Linked DNA regions of Homo sapiens: region 1 is linked to region 2. Evidence: chromatin contacts called from ENCODE Hi-C or POLR2A ChIA-PET data. All regions are on one chromosome and are shown on one strand. Each heading gives the region's core, a stretch centred on a gene start or an enhancer-like site at or near the end of the contact. The rest is flanking DNA. Distances are from core to core; before and after follow the strand shown.

The links. Hi-C counts contacts between places; a loop is a spot of excess contacts on that map. ChIA-PET counts read pairs that join two places held with the same protein, here RNA polymerase II (POLR2A). Pooled maps may share reads with other maps.
Region 1: a loop to region 2 is called in a pooled map, with 3 times the contacts of the local background. The contact joins the promoter of IGFBP-AS1 here to the promoter of LINC01280 in region 2. A Hi-C loop is called at or near these places in 3 of 50 pooled maps. POLR2A ChIA-PET finds 5 or more read pairs at or near these places in 4 of 52 experiments (GM12878, HEK293T and WTC11).

The regions. Positions count from the first base shown.
Region 1 is chr2:216,693,031-216,695,730 of GRCh38, reverse strand. IGFBP-AS1 (IGFBP5 antisense RNA 1) reads right to left here and starts at 1,285. Exons shown (of 6, transcript NR_187138.1): 1 at 970-1,285. It overlaps IGFBP5 (insulin like growth factor binding protein 5), which reads left to right and starts at 182. Exons shown (of 4, transcript NM_000599.4): 1 at 182-1,292. The coding sequence starts at 956.
Region 2 is chr2:216,605,526-216,608,316 of GRCh38, reverse strand. LINC01280 (long intergenic non-protein coding RNA 1280) reads left to right here and starts at 1,379. Exons shown (of 4, transcript NR_110392.1): 1 at 1,379-1,455.

The DNA of each region.
Region 1 (2,700 bases), core at 36-2,535, 88 kb before region 2:
GCGAAGGGGAGCCCCCTTGTGTCTAGAAGGCCTCTCCCCACCCCCACCCCGTGTGAGTTTGTACTGCAAAGCTCCTTGGCATCCTTGCCTGAGTTGGGTGTTGGGAAGCTCAAATTGCAGCTACAAACTGGCTGGCAGCCAGGGGCCGGCTATTTAAAAGCGCCTGCTCTCCCGGAGCCCCGTAGTCTCTTTGGAAACTTCTGCAGGGGAAAAGAGCTAGGAAAGAGCTGCAAAGCAGTGTGGGCTTTTTCCCTTTTTTGCTCCTTTTCATTACCCCTCCTCCGTTTTCACCCTTCTCCGGACTTCGCGTAGAACCTGCGAATTTCGAAGAGGAGGTGGCAAAGTGGGAGAAAAGAGGTGTTAGGGTTTGGGGTTTTTTTGTTTTTGTTTTTGTTTTTTAATTTCTTGATTTCAACATTTTCTCCCACCCTCTCGGCTGCAGCCAACGCCTCTTACCTGTTCTGCGGCGCCGCGCACCGCTGGCAGCTGAGGGTTAGAAAGCGGGGTGTATTTTAGATTTTAAGCAAAAATTTTAAAGATAAATCCATTTTTCTCTCCCACCCCCAACGCCATCTCCACTGCATCCGATCTCATTATTTCGGTGGTTGCTTGGGGGTGAACAATTTTGTGGCTTTTTTTCCCCTATAATTCTGACCCGCTCAGGCTTGAGGGTTTCTCCGGCCTCCGCTCACTGCGTGCACCTGGCGCTGCCCTGCTTCCCCCAACCTGTTGCAAGGCTTTAATTCTTGCAACTGGGACCTGCTCGCAGGCACCCCAGCCCTCCACCTCTCTCTACATTTTTGCAAGTGTCTGGGGGAGGGCACCTGCTCTACCTGCCAGAAATTTTAAAACAAAAACAAAAACAAAAAAATCTCCGGGGGCCCTCTTGGCCCCTTTATCCCTGCACTCTCGCTCTCCTGCCCCACCCCGAGGTAAAGGGGGCGACTAAGAGAAGATGGTGTTGCTCACCGCGGTCCTCCTGCTGCTGGCCGCCTATGCGGGGCCGGCCCAGAGCCTGGGCTCCTTCGTGCACTGCGAGCCCTGCGACGAGAAAGCCCTCTCCATGTGCCCCCCCAGCCCCCTGGGCTGCGAGCTGGTCAAGGAGCCGGGCTGCGGCTGCTGCATGACCTGCGCCCTGGCCGAGGGGCAGTCGTGCGGCGTCTACACCGAGCGCTGCGCCCAGGGGCTGCGCTGCCTCCCCCGGCAGGACGAGGAGAAGCCGCTGCACGCCCTGCTGCACGGCCGCGGGGTTTGCCTCAACGAAAAGAGCTACCGCGAGCAAGTCAAGATCGGTGAGCGCGCTCAGTGTGCCAGTCAGTTACGCGGCGCACGGGCGGGGGACACGAGACCGGCTGGGCCCGCGCGCTTTGCGCAGCAAGTGGCTTCGAGCTGGGGTGCAGCTCGGGAGTAGTCGGGGAGGGTCCTTGCACCCCGGAATTGGAGCCCTGGAGGATCCTGCTACCCGGGGGAACTGTCTAGCCGAGTCTATCCCAGCTTTCGCTCTTTCTCCTTCCTCCTACCCACACGTTGCCCGCCCCCTCCCCCTACTCTGTCCGAATACTGATTCTGAGCTCTTATTCGGTCACAAGGTCCAAATCCCCTGGTACCCTATCTACAGTCTGAAAGAGTGTATGTTACATTATCAACTCCCTCCTCCACCCCCCTCGCGCCCCGCATAGGTTTTTTTCTGAACTTGGAAAAAAAATCTCTTTTGTTAAAATATTATTTTAATTGCGGCCTGGAGAGAGAGGCATTACCTATCTTCTGAGCTAATTCCACCTTTGTCCCTCTTGGCCCCTCCACCCCCGTGCCTCCAGACGTTTCTATCCCTCCACCCCTACACACACACCACAAACACCCCACATCCTTGGTAGCTAATGCCTTTCGGGTGGGAGCCCTGAAGCCCCTCCCATGTGCATAACCATTGCTTTTTATTGAAGATGATTGCCTGTGGTAGATGGTAAAACATATTTAACTGCAAAATGACTTTTATTTTATCCCAGGAAGGGAAAAAAATACTTTAGGAGTGCGGGGGTGCGGGGTGGGGGTGGGGAAGAGTAGAAAGGAAGGGTTTGGTATTCTGTGCCTGGTGTTCGTTTCTGAATCTAATTCCTTTTCCCCCTCTCCAATTCAGATTTTACCTAGGATGAAAGGTGGACATAGGGCTGGGAGGCAAAAGGGGATGTGAGATTCAGAGCTTTCAACTTCCTCGCCTATGCAGATTCCTGGCACCACCACCACCTCCACCCCCGCCCCGCAATTCCTCCCTCCGCAATCCCCCCACCCCGCCCTCCCCAATCTCTTAAACCAGATCACAAGTGGGTGTGGATTAAGTGCATGAGGGGCCCTGGAAACGCAGAATGCAAAATTCAGGGGGCGGAGACAGAAAAGCCACGCACTGGGAGCCTCGCCTCCGCTTGCCCCGCCCCCGGGTTGCGCCGCCCCCAAATTCTCGGCGCCAGGAGTCTAGGGTTGAAATGATTGACACAGCTACTTGTTCAATCAGAACAGTTCTACCCCCTTAGACTGAGTTTCTTTTTGGAAAGAGTTACCTGATCTTTAGTTAAAAAAAAAAAAAGTTAAATAAACTACATAAAAGTCTGGGTTCTAAGACGTCAAACTGGCTATTGATTCTCTCCAAAAGGGGTTAAAACTTGGCTAAACAATGTTTATTTGGCGTAGTTTAGTTACGGAGACAGT
Region 2 (2,791 bases), core at 130-2,629:
CTTACTTCTCTAATAAACTTGCTTTCATTTTACTCTATGGACTCACCCTGAATTCTTTCTTGCATGAGATCCAAGAACCCTCTGTTGAGGTCTGGATTGGGACTCCTTTACAGTAACACAATGACGCCCCACTGTCCCACATTTCTTTCTAATGGTCTGCCTTCTGCTGCCCTTGTGGAGTCCCGATTTTAGTGCCTATTTTGTGATTCTGGTTTTGTGGCCTTTCCCTCTCATGGCTTAACACCTTCTCTTCAGACCCCCATAACTGCCCTTGGCTTCCCTCATCAGCTCCAAGGGGGCCTCAGGGTGGACCCAGTGCTCGGGTCCAATGCAGAGATCCCAGGTTTCATCTTGTAGGTCCCGTGAGTCAAGACAGAGGATGGGATGGAAATGTCACCATGGAAAGAAGCGAACTTTAAGATCAGTAATTATTATAACAGCCATCAAAGAGTGGGAATAGAAGCTACGTCCTCAGAGATTCCCAGAAAGAGAGTCAGTGGACAATGATCTTGGTGGTTTGGTCAACTCAAGTCAAGAAGCGTCTACAAATAATCACACACCCTCCCCACTGTGTGCCTGGTGCCCCACGGTGCTTATGTCATGTACTTGTAGAATTCTTGCAACAGTCCCATGAGGTAGGAGTCAAGATTGTCCCCATATTACAGAGGAGAAACTCAGATCCATAGAGGTTAAGTCACTTGCCTCCAGACATTTATCCTCTTTCCAAAACTGGACCCAACTCCTGAGTGTGGCTCCGAAAGAGTGCTTTTCAAATCACCTCTGGCAAAGCACCCGTTTTTGCACCTTAGTTCATCACAGACTGACACTTAATACAATCATAAAGTGAATGACTAGCAAAACGATTAGGCGTTGGAAGGTGCAGAGATGTCAAATAGTTCCCGAAGTTTCTGAGTGTTCTCCGTCTCTATCGCTATCACGTTGTGGTGCAGCAACACACACTGCCCCAGCAGCACAGGCCACACGCACCTGGCGTAGCGCTGTGCCAATCCATCTCACTACACACTCAGGCTCTCAGGATGTAAAGTACTTTTGGGAACCACTTGTCTATATTCCAGCAGCTGAACTGTTCACCTCCATGGGTTCATGACTCTCCTGCCGCGTTTCTGGTTTTCGTGATTTTGGGAGAGGCACCCCGTATTGTACAGGAATGAGATTAATTCGCCCCTCAAGTCCCTTTCAAAACCAAAATGCTAGGATTCCATCTCCTTTTACAGCACCCCAGTTCAGCAGGACGTCTGCAGGGCCAGCTGATTTTGTTCTTGCATTCATTAATAAAAGTAGTGAATGCAACAAGAGCCACCCTTTTCTTTTCTTTGTCTTGTCTGAAAGAGGGCAGGGAGGGAGCAGGAGAGCCCGCAGACGCAGGGGACGTGTCAGACGTGCGACAGGAAGGGCTCAGCGAGGCGAGAGCGAAGCTGTGAGGAAGGAAGGCAGGTGGGCGGAAGGCGGGTAAGGGGGGCCAGGAGGGGGCCGGGTGGCCCCGCAGACAGACACATGGAACCAATCACCCCAGGCAGGGGGTGGGGGTGCACCTGAGAATTACAGAGACACCTGGCCTGCTTTCTGGAGTTGGGGAGGATTGAGAGCTGATGAGGAAGGGGGTTGATGATGGAGCAGGCTGGGCGGGAGGGAAGCACATGGGAGCTCACTCCGGGACCTTATTGTGATATCTGGACTCTTGGTGATTGGAGGGTGGGTACTTCTCATTGTTTGTACAGTCAAGGTCCAGCCAGGGAAGCAGGAGGGAGGGAGTTCGCTAAGTCTTATTCAGAGACTTTAATGAAGGTAATTGGTTACAGAGGTGCTAGAAAAACCTCCTTGGACTGGAGGGGTGACAACAAGAGGTGCTTTTTCAGAGCCCAGGAGCAACGGTCACCCTATTACAATACAATACAATTCCCTACTACAATTGTATTAACAATAACAGTTATTGTATTTAACACTAGTTAAATCTGAATTTCAAATAAATAACAAATAATTGCTAGTATTTTAAGTCAGTATAGAGTGCATTAAATGCCACAGAATTGTATACTTTAAAAAGGTTAAAATGGTAAGATTTATGTTATGTGTACTTTATCATAATCAAAAATGTAATATAAAAATGTATCCAGTTGGACCAGGCACGGTGACTCACGCCTGTAATCCCAGCACTTTGGGAGGCAGAGGCGGGTGGATCTCCTGAGGTTAGGAGTTCGAGACTAGCCTGGCCAACATTGTGAAACCCTGTCTCTACTAAAAATACAAAAAATTAGCCAGGTGTGATGGCACACGCCTGTTGTCCCAGCTACTAGGGAGGCTGAGACAGGAGAATCGCTTGAATCTGGGAAGCAGAGGTTGCAGTGAGCCGAGATCGCTCTACTGCACTCCAGCCTGGGCGACAGAGTGAGACTCCATCTCCAAAAAAAAAGTATCCAGTTTATCTGCAATTCACATTTAACTGGTGGCCTGTATTTTATTTTAAAAATTTAGTACTGTACATCTAGCAGGTACTAGAATGATGGTGGGGGCTGCCCCCAAGGGAGCTGCGGCCACACAGGAGTCAACTGCTGCCCAAGAAGGCAGGAAGTAGAGGGACTGGAGAAGGAGGAATGGCCGGCTTCTCCCCTCCTTCTGGTGGCCCTCCAGTGATTTACCAGTTCCTCCAATCAGCCACAGCTACCTGGAAGCCAGAGGGCAAAGGCACCTCAGAAATGCAGGTGCAAGGAAAGGACTGAAGAGCAAGCATGCAGTCATTTTAGATGACCCAGGAAGGCTTGACCTGCCTGGCTCA